Linked DNA regions of Homo sapiens: region 1 is linked to region 2. Evidence: chromatin loops called from intact Hi-C (ENCODE). Cell type or tissue: PC-3. All regions are shown on one strand. Links, peaks and the distances in the headings refer to the core of each region. The heading gives the core; the rest is flanking DNA. Region 1 has its middle 27 kb from the start of ADORA2B. Region 2 overlaps LOC105371557 (a long non-coding RNA gene).

Evidence for each region. Peaks named below come from ENCODE experiments on the same cell type or tissue, not always from the same donor. Only the 100,000 strongest peaks of a DNase experiment are listed, where the experiment ranks them.
Region 1: a loop joins it to region 2, with 5 times the contacts of the local background. A loop is called at or near these places in 1 of 110 quality-filtered maps.

What each region holds. Positions count from the first base shown.
Region 1 is chr17:15,913,203-15,922,342 of GRCh38, forward strand. It overlaps a transcript of ADORA2B not described here. Among named protein-coding and RNA genes, the nearest start is that of ADORA2B, 27 kb to the right of the region's middle. In PC-3, for the core only: no CTCF peak of the experiment used is centred there; a DNase peak (open chromatin) is centred at 7,859; H3K27ac peaks cover 2,500 bases.
Region 2 is chr17:15,824,973-15,834,112 of GRCh38, forward strand. LOC105371557 (a long non-coding RNA gene) reads right to left here. Exons shown (of 4, transcript XR_934263.3): 4 at 6,540-6,608. It also overlaps the pseudogene SPECC1P1. Among named protein-coding and RNA genes, the nearest start is that of LINC02087, 12 kb to the left of the region's middle. RefSeq lists an enhancer at 3,823-4,117. In PC-3, for the core only: CTCF peaks have their summits at 3,927 (motif pointing right) and 4,129; a DNase peak (open chromatin) is centred at 3,929; H3K4me3 peaks cover 311 bases; H3K27ac peaks cover 1,132 bases.

The DNA of each region.
Region 1 (9,140 bases), core at 6,487-8,986, 92 kb after region 2:
GCTGTGCATTTACACCCTGCACTCTGAGCTCCTTGGAAGCAGAGCTGTGTATTTACTGACTCAAAATGCTACAGCCTAATGTGTAACAGTTGCTAAATAGATAATTTTTGATTAATTAGTGGAAATATCCAGCTCCCACTGATGGTCATTCTGACTTGGAATTCTTCACTGAACTCAAGGAATAAACACCTCCGCATCCAGCCTGGTTTCAGAGCTGCAGTCAGTCTTGTCAACAGTTGTTTCCAGCTTTTCCAGCTTGATGGTGAAAATCCCAGAATTGCAAACAAGAAGGACCCCTGGAGGGAAACTCAAAACCTGGCCATTCTAAGACCTTTGTCATTTTTCCTTCTTTCTCTGCTACTATCACTTATGGTATCATGAATGGACACAATACATTTCCAAGCAGAATCTCTGAACCTTCCAAACTCATTAAATTCATACATTGTAACTTGACTCACCTGCCTTATTAAAACCTTACCAACATTTTTCTAGATTATGAAAAATATGCTATAAAAAAATTTGGCCTGGACATCTTGCAGTGTTGGCCAAAGGGCCGGTCCCGTCACCCCTCCCATATGTCCATCTGGGTTACTATTTATATCACCCTTTAAACCAGATCATTACCCTCATATCAGAAAAATAGCAAAACAGAAAATGGAACATGGGAAAAGTTAGCCACAGCTTGCTTTTACTGCTACATGTGACCTCAGAAGGCCTGGCCACTGTTTGAAAAGTCTAATCCTAGACAACACATATGGCTGGAGAAGGAACCTTGACCACAGCAGAGTCTTCGATCTTCTCAGGGGCAGGAGGACTTCACTGTGCTCTTCTGATAGCCAGGAACAGGCACCTAGGCGGGCTGCCCCGAATCATGGGGACATGCAGCTCATGGCAAGGAGGAAAATGAGCCATACTGAGTCCTGGGAAGGCATTTCAAACACACATTTTACTCCCACACATTTGACCACCTATAGTTGGAAGAAAAAATAAGGTTAATTCAAAAAAAAATTCTTTGAGACAATCTCACTCTCTTGCCCATGCTGGAGTGTGGTGGCATGATCCTAGCACACTAGAACCTTGAACTCCTGGGATCAAGGGATCCTTCCACCTCAGCCTCCTAAGTAGCTAGGACTACAGATGCATGCCATCACACCCAGCTGACTTTTTATATTTTTACTTTTTGTAGAGAGAGGGCTCTTGCTTTGTTGCCCAGGCTAGCCTCAAACCTCTGGCCCCAAGTGATCCTCCCATCCGAGTCTCCCAAAGTGCTGAGATTACAAGTGTGAGCCACTGTGCCCAGCTGTTAAAAAAAACAGGATGTGTCTATTGTCACCTGCCATTGCAGCCAATAATCATGTGCCCCAGAGCAAGCATGAACCATATAGCTGGTCTGTCTACAGCCTCAGCTCCTGTGGGTCACCCATTGTGTAAGTGTCCCATGACATTGAGTGCAGTTTCAGTATTTAAAGCTTTCTTTGCTTGCTTGTTTGTTTGGATACAGTATGGACCTTAACTGCAAGCTAACTGTTTCATCTAATGCTCAGCGCATCCCTGGAGGAAAACTTGGCTGTGTTGGGGCCATTTGAGAGGATTTTTAGATGTTCCAGATGGTAGCTTGATGGCAACTGACACAGGAGAATTTCCAACTTGTGCACTGACTTTAGATCCTAACTTCTTAGGCAACTCTCCTCAAAGTTCAGGTCTTTTGGGGCAACCCTCATTTCGTGACTACCTCGGGCTGAGTCATGACTGCTCACTGTCATTGTATTCGCTTTCTGTGGCTGTTGTAACAAATTATCACAAACTCAGTGGCTTAAAACAACAGGAACTTGGTATCTCACAGTCCTGGGGTTCAGAAGTGCAGCATAGCCTCACTGTGTTAAAATCAAGGTGTCACAGTGCAGCTTCCTTCCTGGAGGCTCTAGAAGAGAATCCGCCTTCTTGCCATTCCCAGCCTCCAGGGGCCTCCTGCATTCCTTAGCTTGTGGCCCCTTCCTGCATCTTCAAAGCCAGCAGCGTTGCCTCTGTGGCTGTTCTTCCAGTCACATCTCCCCTGGTTCTCTGCTGCTGCGAAAGGCGCTCTGATTTTAAGGACTCATGTTAAGTAGATTGGGCCTATCTGGAGAATCCAGGCTATTCTCTCTATTGCAAGGTCTCTAACCTTAATCACATCTGCAGAGTCCCTTCTGCCATGTAAGCTAACACATTTACAGGTTCCAGGGACTCAGGAGTGGACATCTCTGGGGACCATTATTCTGCCTGCCATAGTCATCTCTTCTTTCTTTCTCCACCCATTAACAATCCATGGAATCTTTCTGTATTTTCTAGTTATAGTTACCAAGCTGTGTTAGTCAAGGTTCTCCAGAGAAACAGCCCCAATAGGAGATAGATAGGTGATAGATAGACAGGTGGACAGAAAGGGAATGAGATTAATTATACAGAACTGCCCCATGTGACTATGGAGGCTGAGAAGTCCCACAGTCTGCCGTGTCCAAGTGGAGACCCAGGAAGGCCAGTGGTGATGTTCAAAGGCCTAAAGAATTAAATATTCCTCTACCTTTTGGTTATATTTAAGCCCTCAGTGGATTGGGTGATGCCCACTGATATTGGGGAGGGTATCTGCTTGATTTAGTTCACCAACCCAAATACTAATCTCTTCCAGAAACGCCCTCACAGCCACCCCAGAAACAATGTCCAACCAGCTATGTGGACATCCCTTGGCCCAGTGAAGTTGACACATAAAGTTAACCGTCACACAAGCTGAAGAATCAGATTGGCCTGCGATAGGTCTCCCCATTCTGCCTGAGCAGGCACTGATTTTCACATGGGATCACCTCACGGGTCACTAACCAGTCAGCAGTCGGCTGCCCTGGCTGTCAGCTGGGGTGGGGGGGTCACATGGCACTCACTATGGCTGCCTGCTTACGAACAGGCGAAGACTCTTGCAGCCCAGAGCTGTCTCCCTCCAAAGGCAGTGGTAAGCGGGATGAGCTGCAGGCTGTTATGTGTCCTGGGATGGGAATCAGGCTTCTCCCAAACAAGTCAACCTTCCTGGGGACTGCAGCTTTGTGCTACTGCAGCTGGAAGCCCAGCAGGACTGTGGGTCTGAGCCAGCCCCTGAGTTGAAGTGTAGGAGGACAAGTCACAGACAAAACCCCTCAGACACCGAGTTAAAGAAGGAAGGGCTTTATTCGACCAGGAGCTTCGACAAGACTCACATCTCCAACAACTGAGCTCCTGAGTGAACAACTCCTGTCCCTTTTAGGGGCTCACAACTCTAAGGGGGGTCCGCGTGAGAGGGTCGTGATCAACTGAGCAAGGAGGGGGGGTACATGACTGGGGTCTGCAAGCTCCTGCGTCGGTAATTAGAACAGAACAGGACAGGGATTTTCACAGTGCTTTTCTATACAGTGTCTGTAATCTATAGATAACATAACCAATTACATCAGGGGTCAATCTTTAATTACCAGGCCCAGGGAGTGGTGCCAGGCTGTCTGCCTGTGGATTTCATTTCTGCCTTTTAGTTTTTAATTCTTTCTTTGGAGGCAGAAATTGGGCATAAGACAGTATGAGGGGTGGTCTCCTCCCTTAGAAGGGGTTGTGGCACCAGTGAATTAGGTCATTGCCAGACCATTTTATAGACCAGGAAACTGAGGCACAGAAAGGCTCAATAATTTGCCTAAAGCAGCTCAGCTTGGAGAAGGCAAAGCAAGGATTTAAACCTAAGTGATCTGGCACCAAAGCCTGCACTCCTAGCCACTGCTCAATGCTCCACCATCGGCCACCTGTCCTGGAGAAGGAGGAGCACTTGCTGTGATCTCTTAATTGAAAAACAAGGCCGGGCACAGTGGCTTCCCAGCTCTTTGGGAGGACAACATGGGAGGATGGCTTGAGCAGGAGTTCAAGACCAGCCTGGGCAACAAAAACGAGACTGCATCTCCACAAAAAACTAAAAATGAGCTGGGCGTGGTGGCGCCTGTGGTCCCAGCTACTTGGGAGTCAGAGGCGGGAGAATCGCTTGAACCCGAGAGATAGAGGCTGCAGTGAGATCTGATTGTGCCACTGCATTCCCTCCTGGGCAACAGAGCCAGACCGTGCCTGCCACGGTACGCTGGTGTCCTCTTGAAGAGGGGGCTAGGCGGGGACAGCGGTACCCACGGAGTCTCGGAGTCTCGAGGGGCACGTTCCCTCAGGGCTCCCAAGGGGCGCCCACAAGGCGCCAGGCTGAGCCGGCGCAGCCAAATCTCCTCAGGGCTGCGGCCGCCCATCCTGGGACCGCGCCCCTGCACCATGTGGACGGTGCAGGCTGGGCTGGGGTCTGACGCCCGAGGACCCCTTCCCCCTGCCCAGCCCTGCCCCCGCAGGCACTGGAGGGCTCCCCTAGGCGGGGCTCCGGGCTAGGGAACAGGGATGCCCAGCAATCTCGCGCTCCCGGGGCCGGACTCCAGCGGCAGGGGCCTCCCCAGGCTGCGGCTCCGCGCCGGTGACGGGGGCTCTGCCGAAGGGCTCCTGCCCCTGCCTAGCCTGGCCCATGCTGGTCGCATCAGGGGCTCCATTCAACAGACGACCGCTCCGGGCCTGGCGCGGGCAGGGGCGCGCAGTCACCGCCTACTCGGCTCCTTGGCTTAGGCTCCCCAACCCCCTGCCACAGGAGGCCACCCCAAACTTCGCCTGTCCAGGCGAGTGCTCGGGCTCGGTCCCAGCCCCGCCTCCTGCCGCTGTCCCTCCCTCCCTCTCGAGCCTGCACTGGGCCCGGGCTGTCCTCCTCCGTATCCTTGTGGGTGATTGTACGTCCAGGTGGCCGTCGCGAGGCACCTTAGACTGGGCAGCTTAGAAACAACATTGCTATCTCGTGGTCCTGGGAGTCTGCGCTCGGGGTGGCAGCGTGGTCGGGCTCTGGAAAAGGCCTTCTTCCCGGTTGCCCAAGACCACCTTCTTGCTGTGTCCTCACTTGGACAGAGGGAGCTGCTCCTGGCCTCTTACAGGGGCAGGAATCCTTCCATCCTCATGACCTGGTCACCTCCCCAAGGCCCCAGCTCCTTATACCTTCACCTTGGTTCAGGTTTCAGCAGAGGAATTTGGAGAGGGGCACACAAACATTCAGTGCATTGCTGTGGGCTTATATCTTCTTTTGCGTCTTCTGGCCCCTTAAAAGTCGGAGTCTTAAACCTTTCCTCCGGTAGGGGCCTAGTTTGTAGGCTGAGTACAGTCACCACATACAACACAGGATGCCCAATTAAATTTGGATTTCAGATAAACAATGAATAATTTCTTTTTGTTTGTTTTTTTGAGACAGCCTTGCTCTGCCACTCAGGCTGGAGTGCAGTAGCTTGAGGTCGGCTCACTGCAACCTCCGCCTTCCGGATTCAAGCGATTCTCCTGCCTCAGCCTGTCGAGTAGCTGGGATTACAGGCGAGTGCCACCACGCCCGTTTGATTTTTGTATTTTTAGTAGATATGGGGTTTCACCATGTTGGCCAGGCTGGTCTCAAACTCCTGACCTCGTGATCTACCCGCCTCGGCCTCCCAAAGTGCTGGGATTCAGGTGTAAGCCACCGCGCCTGGCCAACAGTGAATAATTTCTTAGCGTAAGTACACCTCCTGCAATATTTGGGACAGACTCAGGAATTATTGGTTGTTTATCTGAATTTCAGATTTTGCTGGCAGCCGTGTAAGAGCCTTGGGACAGGCAGGTCACTCTGTGTGACAGGGGACAGCCAGAGGCCCAGGCAGGAGGAGCAAATAGTGAAGCCTGAGTGAACCACCCAGGCAGGTCCTGAGCCCCCACCACCAACATCCGGTTTATGGCTCTTCTCAGTCTCCAGGAGGAGGTTTATTTTCTCCTCTGCTTCCTGGGCAGCTGTCCAGTGCCCAGCCTGACTGCTGGCAGCCCTAAGCAGATACACTCCAGATGCAGTGTGACCTCCTCGTTGCCACCTCTTGGGGAAGGAAACTGTGATGGGCTCCCTGCCATCCTACAACCATGGCACCCACTGGAGGTGTCTTGTTCTAAAGCCCAGTGGCCTATTCCAGGCCCTGGTAGGAACCAATTTGGATTATTTGACCTGAATTTTCCAGCCAAAGCCTTCAGGAGGTGCCCATCCAATCCCACTGCAACCCGTTGAGTCATTCCTGCATCTGTCCTCTACCTGCCAGCTTCTACTCACCTTTCAGGACTACCTAAAGCAAGACTGCCTTAGAGAAACACCTCTCCATTCCCCCACCCCAATTAAACTGGGCTCCCTGAAAAAATGTGGCCTTAATTTTTCCTTCAGGGCCATCATCAGATGTTTAACTCTCCAGCTATGGGTGTCATTTTGGGGTGAATGTCTGTTTCCCACCCTCAACCAGGGACTACAAGCTGTGCCAGGGCAGGTACCTGTGTCTTTGGTCACCTAGTGTGTCCTGGCACCACCTCCTCAGCAGGAAATGGGTGCCTTGAAGCCCAGTGGTAGGCATGTTGCAAGGGTTGAGCCTCCTGAGGTCAGGAGACAGCCACCAGGTACAGCAGTGGATGTGCCCAGTGGGTGGGAAGGGAAGGGAAGGGAGGCCAGGTGGGATGCCAGGTGGGGGCAGAGGAGGCTCCAGTGGCCAGCTGGGTGTACAGGATGGAAAAGACCCACTTTCTCCAGCCACTTTTTATAAAAAATAAAAATAATTTTTTTAAAGAAAACCTTTGTTCATGAAGAAATTGGGTGAATGTGTCTAGACAAGATTGATTGTAATACAGACCCAAAGACAGTTTCAATTAGCGTCAGCGTGAAATCCTGTAAGCCAGAGTTTTAAACCTTTTCCCTAGACCAAAGTACCCCAGTGGCCCCCAGGGGGTCTCAGAACACAGTTTGAAGCTGTGTACTACAGTAATTTTTTTTTGAAATCTTTTATTTTGAAGCCTTATAAATGCTTCAGAGTTTTCAGAAACTCAAATACTGAATGTTCTCATTATAAATGGGAGCTAAATAATATGTACACATGGACATGCAGAGTGGAATAATAGACACGGGAGACACAGAAGGGTGCGAAGGCGGAAGGGAGAGTGAGGCATGAGAAGTTACTTAATGGGTGCAATGTACACTATTCAGGTGATGGCTATACCAAAAGCCCAGACTTCACCACTGTTCAGTATACCCATGGAACAAAACTGCAGTCGTATCCCCTAAATTTATACAAAATAAATAAAAGTTTCTGTTCCCCTTATGACATAGCAATGATTGTTTCATATAAAAGTGACTACTTTCAGGCCAGCCACAGTGGCTCACGCCTGTAATCCCAGCACTTTGGGAGGCTGAGGCGGGTAGATCACAAGGTCAAGAGATTGAGACCATCCTGGCCAACATGGTGAAACCCCGTCTCTACTAAAAATACAAAAATTAGCTGGGTGTGGTGGCACGTGCCATTAGTCCCAGCTATTCAGGAGGCTGAGGCAGGAGAATCACTTGAATCTGGGAGGTGGAGGTTGCAGTGAGCCAAGATCGTGCCACTGCACTCCAGCCTGGTGATAGAGGGAGACTCCGTCTCAAAAAAAAAAAAAAAAAAATGTTGACTTTCCCCACCACAAATTTTCACATAAAAATGACACGCCAGAAAGGTGCATCACAGCACCGCGCAGGTATTTGTGACAGGCCTCATCCCTTGGAGGCTGCGAGCCCAGCTGGAGAAGCACAGCAGGGGGCCAACGGGATGACTCACAGATTGCACAACTGTAGGCATCTGGGAGCTCCCTGCTGATGGTCTTCTCAGACTTTCAACAGGTCTTCTATAAAAATTCTCTCGCTCTGGAATTGTTTGTATATGGCAATGTGGGAAACCAATGTTTGAGTCCAAGAACATGTGCCAGGCTTCCGGCCTTCCGATCATTCCAGGATGAGTCAGTGAGCCAGTGGGGCACCCGTGTGAGTTTTATCATCCATCTCCCCAGGCCATGGAGGATTTCTCCCCTGCTTCAGACAGTCATAGACAATGGAAACCTGTTTCCAGAAAGCAGACAAGCTGAGCCTGGGGATTTGGCAAATCTCAATCAGAACTGGCTCCAAGCATCTTCTAGGTCTCACTTACAATTTAAAGCAACAGGCGGCTTTTACTCAACTGGAAGGTCTCAGCCTGTTCTTCTGCAGCAGCAGTGATGCTATGAGATCTCTGCTGCTAACAAAGCACCACTGCAAATGGCTTCTGGAGATATTATCCCTCTTGATGGTTGCTGTCATTATCTCCTTTGAAAGTGAAATTTACCTGACACAAAATCAGAAACTAGAAGATCCATTTTCTGTAATCGTGTAAATGTTGTTTTAAAGTGACAGTTGATGCTAAAATACATGTTCAGTACAGAAAATACCAAAGGCGCAAAGAAAATAAAAATGTCCTATCATCACACCAAAAATGGGTAATGAAAATTAACATATTTTTTGGTAGTTTTATCAGCACACGTCAGTATCAGTTAGAATTAGGTTAAGTGGCAAGGGATAGAGTCCTGAAAAACAGTGCTTTAAGGTAAGAAACTTCCTCCCTTCTCATTAAAAAAAGAAGTCCAGAGGTAAAACTTCCAAAGCTAGCATGCTGAATTCACAAAATTATTAGGGATCCAGGCACCTTTTAGCTCTCACATCCTTAAGGGAGTGGCATTTATCCTCATAAATGAAAATGGCTGCCAGAGTTCCAGTCATCACAACTATATCCCAGGAGACAGAATAAAGTTTATGTCTTCCTAGAAGACTCATGTGACACTTTCTGTTATATTTCATTAGTCCCATGGCTACACCTAGCTTCAAGGAAGGGTGGGAAATCTAGTCTGGGGTTCTGTTACAAAAAGGAAGGATGACTTGTGTAGGGAATTAGAAGTCTGTGACAGTTTATATACTTTTTCATCTTAAAGTTTAACTCTGAATAGATTCAAACATTTATTTTTACTTGACTCAAAAAATTATGAAAAAATATACAGTGAAAGACCGTGCCACTCAGTCTTCCCTTCCCTTCCCAGATGCGTACACACTGGTAACTACTGTTATCAGTATTTTGTGTACCCTTCCAGAGTTTCTTAGGCACATACAGGCAAATGTGAGTAGCATCATATCCTCTTATTTTTAACCCCAAAGTTAGCATGCTATGCATTTTATTCTGCACCTGGCTTTTTGTTTTTGTTTGGGT
Region 2 (9,140 bases), core at 2,849-5,348:
TTGTATATGGTGTCAGATAAGGATTCAGCTTCATTCACGCACATGGATAGCCAGTTTTTCCAGCGTAATTTGTTGAAGAGACTGTCCTTTTCCCCATTGAGTGGAATTGTTAGTGTTTTTTACATAGAAGATTATGTTGTCTGTGAACAGAGATATTCTTATGCTCTCCTTTCCAATGTTTATATCTTTATTTCTTTTTCTTGCATAAGTGCTCTGGCTATGTTGAAGAGAAGTGACATGTGTGCATCCTGATCTTGTTCCTGATCTTAGGGGAAAGCTTTCACTCTTTCACCACTGAGAATGTTGTTAGCTGTGGGATTCTCAAATATGGCCTTTATCATGATAGGGAAGTTACTTTCTACCCTAGTTTCTTGTGTTTTTATCATGAAAAAGTATTGGATTTTTTAAATTGTTTTTTCTGCATCAACTGAGATGAACATAGTTTTTTCTGTAATTTTTTTCCTTTTTTTTTTGAGATGGAGTCTCACTCTGTCACCCAGGCTGGAGTGCAGTGGTGCAATCTCGGCTCACTGCAACCTCTGCCTCCTGGGTTTGAGCGATTCTCCTGCCTCAGCCTCCCAGGTAGCTGGGACTACAGGCACCCGCCACCACACCCGGCTAATTTTTTGTATTTTTAGTGGAGATGGGGTTTCACCATGTTAGCCAGGATGGTCTTGATCTCCTGACCTCATGATCCACCCGCCTCAGCCTCCCAAAGTGCTGGGATTACAGGCATGAGCCACCATGCCTGGCCTTTTAATTTTTTTAATGTGGTGCATTTTACTGATTGTTTTTTTTATGTTGAACCATCTTTGCACTCCAGGAATAAATTCCACTTGGTTATGGTGAATAATTTCTTTGATATGCTGTTGGGTTCACTTTGCTAATATTTTATTGAGAATTTTTGCATCTAAATACTTAAGGCATATTGGTCTGTAATTTTCTTTTTTGTGATGGCTTCATTGGGCTTTGGTATCAGTGTAATGCTGACTTTATAGAATGAGTTAGGAAGTGTTCCCTCCTCTTTGATTTTTGGGAAGAGTTTGAGAAGAATTAGAGTTGATTCTTTAAATGTTTTGGTGGGGTTCACTAGTAAAGCAATCTGGTCTTGTGCTTGTCATTGTTTTTTTTTTTTTTTTTTTTTTTGACAAAGTTTTGCTCTTGTTGCCCAGGGTGGAGTCCAATGGTACAATCTCGGCTCACTGCAACCTCTGCCTCCCGGGTTCAAGCGATTCTCATGCCTCAACCTCTTGAGTAGCTGGGATTACAGGCATGTGCCACCACACCTGGCTAATTTTTGTATTTTTAGTAGAGACAGGGTTTCTCCATGTTGGTCAGGCTGGTCTTGAACTCCCGACCTCAAGTGATCTGCCCGCCTCGGCCTCCCAAAGTGCTAGGATTAAAGGTGTGAGCCACCACACCCGGCCAGTAGGTTTCTTATTACTGATTCAGTCTCCTCACTTCCTCACCAGTTGTAGGTCTATTCAGATTTTCTGTTTCTTAATGTGTCAGTTTTGGTAGATTGTGTGTTTCTAGGAATATGCCCATTTTATCCAGGTTATAAAATTTATTGGTATACTGCTGTTCATAGTATTCTCTTATAATCTTTTTTATTTTCATAAAATAAGTAATACTGTTTCCAATTTCACTTCTGATTTTAATAATTTGAGTCTTCTCTCTTTTTCTTAGTAAATTTCCTTTCTGATTTTGATAGTTTGAGTTTTCTCTTTTTCTTAACAAATTTCATTTCTGATTTTGATAATTTGAGTCTTTTTATTAGTCTAGCTAATGTGTTGCTAATTTTGTTGATCTTTTAAAGAGCTAGCTTTTGGTTTTGTTGATTTTCTCTATTGTTTTTCCATCTGTATGTTGTTTATCTCTGCTGTAATCATTATTTCCATCTGCTAGCTTTGGGTTTGGTTTGCTCTTCCTTTTCTATTTCCTCAAGGTGTATAATTAGGTTATGATCTGGTTATGTTTCTTCTTTTTCAGTGTATGCGTTTACATAAACTTCCCTCTTCACATTGTTTTATTGTATCCCATAACTTTTGGCATGTTGCCTTTTCATTTTCCTTTGTCTCAAGATATTTTCAAATTTCCCTTGTCATTTCTTCTTTGACCAGTTGAGAAAGAGTGTGTTTAATTTCCACATGTGTGAATTTTCCAGTTCTCCTTCTGTTATTGATTTGTAGTTTTATAACATTGTGATCAGAAAAGATACTTTGAATTATTTTAAATTTTTAAGAATGTGTTAAGGTTTGTTTTGTGGCCTAACATGTGGTCTATCCTGGAGAACGTACCATGTGCACTTGAGAGGAATGTGTATTCTCCTGTTGTGGGGTGGAGTGTTGTGTATGTGTCTGTTGTGTCCAGTTGGTTTGTAGTGTTGTTCAAGTCCTGTATTTTCTTATTGATCTGTCTGGTTGTTCTATTATTGAAAGTGAAGTATTGAAATGTCCTAGTATTAGTGTAAGAGTATTTCTCCCTTTCATTCTGTCAATTTTTAAAAATATACTTTGGGATCCTGCTATTAGGTTTATATAAATTTATAATTGTTATATCTTCTTGCTGCGTTCCTTTTTATTTTTATTTATTTATTTTAGATGGAGTTTCACTCTTGTTGCCCAGGCTGGAGTGCAATGGCTCACTGCAGCCTCCACCTCCAGGGTGCAAGCGATACTCCTGCCTCAGCCTCCCAAGTAGCTGGGGTTACAGGCGCCTGGTACCACACCTGGCTAATTTTTTGTTTTTTGTTTTTTAAGACAGAGTCTCACTCTGTCACCAGGCTGGAGTACAGTGGCGCAATCTCGGCTCACTGCAACTTCTGACTCCCTGGTTCAAGTGATTCTCCTGCCTCAGCCTCCCAAGTAGCTGGGATTATAGGCACATGCCACCACGCCCAGCTAATTTTTGTATTTTTGATAGAGACAGGGTTTCACCCTGTTGGCCAGGATGGTCTCGATCTCCTGACCAAGTGATCCACCTGCCTCGGCCTCCTAAAGTGCTGGGATTACAGGCGTGAGACACCGTGCCTGGCCAATTTTTTGTATTTTTTAGTAGAGACGGAGTTTTCACCATGTTGACCAGGCTGGTGTCGAACTCCTGACCTCAGGTGATCCACTCACCTCGGCCTCCCAAAGGGCTGGGTTTACAGTCCTGAGCCACCTGCCTGGCTTCCCTTTGTTAATATATACCTTAACAATGTATATTTTCTCCCATTCTATAGGTTGTCTGTTTACTCTGTTGATAGTTTCTTCTGAAGACAGTGGAATACTATGCAGCAACTAAAGTAGCCACCTAGCAGGATGTGTACCAGTATGGATACATTTTGAAAACACAGCTAAAAGCAAGGTGCAAGGGCATAATAAGCATAGATGGTGAGGGATAGAGCATATTACCATGTTACAAACCCGACACTCTAAAAGCACAATATAGTATATATAACATTGTGTAAAACACTCAAAACACCCAGAACAATACTAGGCATTATCATGGATACATACATATATAGTAAAAGTGAAAAACCATTCAAGGGATGACCACATAGCAATTTTAGGATAATGCTTATTACTCTCTGAGGTGGGAGGGTACATTGAAGCTTTAAAAAATTCTTCCTAGAATAAAAAGATTTTGCAAATGTGGCAAAATTTAACTATTGTTAAGTCTGAGTACCTGTTTATCATTATTCTTGGTAGTTTCCTGTATATTTAGAATATTAACAATCAAAAATTGAACAGGTGGAAGGACTGTACTGTGCCACTTTTCTGCTTCTGGTATGTGTATGTTTCAGTGCTCTGTGCCTTCCACTGTGGTTCTCTATCAGGTTCATAGTGTATTTCTCTAAAGAAACATTGTAACTTACTGCTAAGTATCTTATGGCTAAGGAGATTGAAGATCAGCCTTGCTTCAGGGGCGTTGTTCACAGCTCAGCAGCAGAGGGCGCCACCCCATAGCTGATGTGCGGTGGGGCGGCCACACCAGGCAGCCCTCTTGGTACAGGGCCAGTGCCTCCCAGGGAAGCACTGCTCCCCCAGCTGCAGGAAAGAGGAATATTTAAATGCGTGCAGATTTCCCTTTCGCTTGTAGGAAGGGGTACAGAATCCAGCCATTTGGAAGCATACATCATGTTTCTCTGACTGTTCGTGGCCTCGGCTGTTTCTGAGGCTAATAATGCAAGAAACAGCACATGCCAAAGGCGTCTTTGCCACTGTGTCCATGAGCCTGCTGCTGACTTGCCAGGGGTTTTTTGTGATGTATTATTTTAGATTGAGGGGGTTCGTGTACAGGTTTGTTACATGGGTATATTGTGTCATGATGGGGCTTTGGCTTGTAGTGGACTGATCGCTGCGGGAACTTTGTTGTTAAACTGACCAGGGAACTTTCCTTTTATTTTAAGTGGAAAAAGATTATTCATACCTGAAGGAGATGTGTAATCACCAAGCAGAACAGCTAAACAGAACCAGCCTAAAGCTGCAAGAAGCATCATCAGAGAGTGATGCAGAGATCAAAGACATGAAAGAAACCATGTTTGCACTGGAAGATCAGGTGGAACAGCACTGGGTTATCAAGTTACACAGTACTCAACTTATCAGTGAGCTAAAAAATAAGTGGGGTCAAGCCCAGGTGAAATGTGGATTGGAAGTGAGTAGGACACTAAAGAACCCAGCAGCAGTGGGTGACTGTGGGAAGGTTTTTGACCGTGTGTTGGCTGGGGTTTATGAAGAGTCTTTCATTTGAGTGTGCTATAATCTCCCGGGAAGAATGTCACCTAAGAAACAATCATTAATCTCTTAAACTAAGTTGAAAACTGGATAACAGAAGAAAAGAGTAAGTAACATAAGTGACTGTGAAAAATAGCAAATGCTTTGTTGTTTGTTGTTGTTTTAGAGAGAGGGTCTCAGTCTGTTTCCCAGACTGGAGTGCAGTGGTATGACCATACTCACCACAGCCTCAAACTTGTGGGCTCAAGCGATTGTCCCAAATCAGTCTCCCAGAGCACTGGGATTACAGATGTGAATCACTGTACCCAGCCACAAATGTTTCTTGTCTGTGCTAGATGTGCTGTGTGTGAGCCATGCTGCTGCCACTGTCTCTGAGCAGCCTGATCGGCTTGGAGGCCACAAGTTGGGACACTTCAGCTGTGACTGTGTGAGAGTTCACAGGGACTTTTCCTAAGGACATTCTGTGGGGTAGGAATGGGTTATTCAGAAGAAATACCTTGCCAAGCATTGACACTGTGTTGTCACCAAGCATTGACAATGTGTTGTCTCTTGGAGCTGATAGAGTTGGATGATAGGTGTCAGAGTGGATGAAAAATGTGTGCTCTTGGTCTAAGGAAGAAAACAATTCCTGCATGTGTGCCATTGATGGTAGGATATCAAGTAACTTACAGATGTTGGCCACTTAGTTGCTGAAGAGGCATCATTATGTGGCTTATGAGCTCATTGTTTACTTTGACTTGGGAAAAGAAATTTTTAAAAGGGATTAAACGTTGCCTGCTTTGTCCAAATGAGCCTTATCAAATTATCACATCTAATGTGCTTCGCTTTTGTGACAAAAGACTTAATGGACATGGCCAGGTGTGGTGGCTCACGCCTGTAATCTTAGCACTTTGGGAGGTCGAGGTGGGTGGATCACCTGAGGTCAAGAGTTTGAGACCAACTTGGCCAACATGATGAAACCTTGTCTCTATTAAAAATACAAAAATTAGCCAGGTGAGGTGGCGGGTGCCTGTAATCCCAGCTACTTAGGAGGCTGAGGCAGGAGAATCACATGAACCCAGGAGGTGAAGGTTGCAGTGAGCTGAGATCACACCATTGCGCTCTAGCCTGGGCAACAGAGTGAAACTCTGCCTCAAAAAAAAAAAAAAAAAAAGGTTTAATGGGCAAAGCATTTAGGTCACACCAATCATTACTAAGAATAGCCTGGTCAGTTGCCTGAGAAGTTCCCCACACCGTGCAGTTGATCCTCCTTATTCACAGATTCACAGATTGCACATTTGTGAATTCACCTGCTTGCTAAAAATTTCTTTTTTTTTTAGATGGAGTTTTGCTCTTGTTGCCCAGGCTGGAGTGCAATGGTGCAATCTTGGCTCACCGGAGGTTATCCTGCCTCAGCCTCCCGAGTAGCTGGGATTACAGGCATGCGCCACCATGCCCGGCTAATTTTGTATTTTTTTAGTAGAGACGGAGTTTCTCCATGTTGGTCAGGCTGGTCTTGAACTCCCAACCTCAGGTGATCCACCCGCCTTGGCCTCCCAAAGTGCTGAGATTACAGGCATGAGCCACTGCGCCCAGCTGCTCAAATGTATTTTAACCCCCAAATCAACAGGCAGAGTACTTCCACTGAGTCATTTTTGTCATTTTTGGACATGCACAGAGAAGTGAAAACGTTGAGTCATCCAGTGCTTATGCTCCCCACTGAGGTCAGACAGACACTTTACCTTCTCATACTGTACATATGTCTTTTCCATGGTCTGTTTAGTACTGTGCTTTTAGCATTTTTTTGCGTGGTTTTGGTGACTTCGCTGTTTAAAATGGCCCCAAGTGCAGTGCTGCAGTGCTGCAGTGCTGTCCACTGTCCCTAAGCGCAGGGAGGCTGAGAGAGACCTGCAGAGAAGACACGTATGTTACGGAAGTTTCTTGAAGGCATGAGCTCCTGTGCTGTTAAGCCTGAGTTACTGAATCGACAACACAGTACATCAGAGAAAGGGAGAGGAAGTTCAACAATATGTATGTAAAGCTGCCCTGACATGCTAAAGGGACATCTGTAGAGTGTGATGCAGCTGTGGAAAAGATGGAAAAGCAGCCAAATTTATGGATTCATGAGAAGACGGCCAATTTTAAAAAGCAGTGGGCAACATTATTGTGAGACTGAAAACCAAAGACACGTACGTGCACATCATCTCAGGTCAGGAAAATATTAAATCCTTCTTGGTTAGTGCTGGTCGGCTCCTAGGTTTCGAAAGGCTGTAAGGTGTGAGAATGGTTAACGTTGCAGGCAAGGCAGGTTGTGCAGATCAGGAGACTGAGGAAAAATTTAAAAATACTTCCTCAGTGTTAGGAAGAAGGAAATGGGAAGAATGAGTTTCCACTGCTGATGAGACTTGCTTGTTTTATGGAGATATTGCCAGATGCAACTCTGTGCACGAACCTGAGAATTGACTGTGTATTCCAGATATTGATTAGTTGGTTAGAGTGAGAGTTGACAGCACCTGCCTCGTTTCTTCTTGAACATGACACGCAGTAGAACTGTGGAACCTCAGCATTCAGTGTCGGTGCCATCCAGGCTGTTCTCAGGATACAGCTGAAAACCTGGACACCATTATCATCAGTGTATCCTTCCAAACCCAGCACCATGATTGTGAAGAAAAGTCAAAGAAGACAAGTTCTGTTCTGTTTTGTTTTTGTTTTTGTGATATTTTGCTGTTGAGAATGGGGTTGTATTGTCCCTAAATCCTTAAAAGTCAGCACAGACACACCAAGAAAACCAGTGTATAATTAATGTCCACAGCAAAATTTAGGCCCACCCCTGTGGTTATATCATCATATATCCAGGACTGACAATAACCCAAGCCATCTTTTGAAAAGCTGTTAAACTTTTTAAAAGGATTTTGAAGTATTATTCAGATATCTTTTTGCTCAGAGACCCCGAGACACAGCCCTAGACCGATCACTCCTTCCCATGAGATCCTGATGGGAGAGAAATGGACTGAAAAATGAAAGGAAATTAGGGGGTGTTTTCTACTCAGCAGAATAATCCCAGACTCAGACTCCCAGGCCCACTAGAACTAGAACTGCTGGGGTAGGACCTGCCCACAAGCATCTTTTTAGCCTTCTCTGGTGATTCTGATTCACAGCCTTCATAGAAAACTGCTCTAGGTTAGAGCATGAGGACCTATTGAGGAATTTCAGCTTGGTGACTGACACCATCAGATTTAAACTCGAATGACTCTGATAGCCATATGGAGAGAATTGGAGGCGAGGAGAACGAAGGGTTGCAGGTGTCCTTAAGTAGGGAGAGGCAGGCAAGCCACCTGGGAAGATGTCAAATGCACACATCCTCGGGTTCTGTCTGCCCTTGGAGATTCTGCCTCCAGGTGTCTGGAGTGTGGACTAGAACATCAGTGCTTTTGAAAAGCTTCACCAATGATTCAGAGGCTTAACTGCCGTTGAGACCCACGACTCTGGAAAGTGCTTTACAAACCACAGGAGGAATAAGCAGTCATGTGCTCTGTTATGTGAAAGCCTCTATCTCACAGCAATAAAGGACACTCAGGATGATTGCGTGTGAGTGCGAGGGAGGCCGGGCTCGGTGTGCAAGTGTGTGTGGCCAAGGAGGCCTCTTCCCGTAGTGCTATTTGGTTGTGCATCCTGTCTGCTGAGACTGTAACCTCAATATGCACCATGTGTTTTTCAGATCATCGTGTTCCCTATTTTGGAGGAACTTGCTGCTTCCAGCCCCTCTTTGCAGGGTAAATTGAAATTGCTAAAAGTTGCATTTAGAGTAGAATGCATTTAGAGTAGATTTGAACACCTGCTGTGGCATGTGGAGCTGCCCCTTTGCTACCTGACTTATCTTCTCTCAAGAGTCTCACAACTCTTCCAAGGCCTGTCTGAATTGTCTATTTCTAGGTAATGTGATCAAGCTGGAGAAACAGAAGTCAGATCTGGGGAGGCAGCTAAAGACTCTGACTGAGCAGATACAGGGGAGATGTGGCAGGAGCCTTCACCACCATCTTCCTATAAATTACCCCTCCAAGGTCTGGATCACTCTCTCTATCCTGCTTTATCTTGGAACATTTTCATGACATGGGTCCTGAAACTGTAAGTTCTTGCCAGCAGGAAGTAAAATCAAAGCAGTCATTTGTTGTCAGGATGGAGAGCTCTCATAACCTGAAGGTGTAATTTCCACCAGTGCCTTTTCCTAGCAGCAAGACACCGTGAAAGCAGGGCCTCACTAAGCACTGCTGGCTGTTCTTTCTTGGTGACTGATACAGGGGCTCTGGAGTCTCTGCCCAGGCACCAGCCCTGGCAGGCATCTGACACAGGGTTGGGCTCTGGCATTTTCAGAAGAAGACCATGGAATGGAGGTGGTTCCAGCCGGATCTGCAGACTGCGGTGGCAGTGGCCAACAATGTC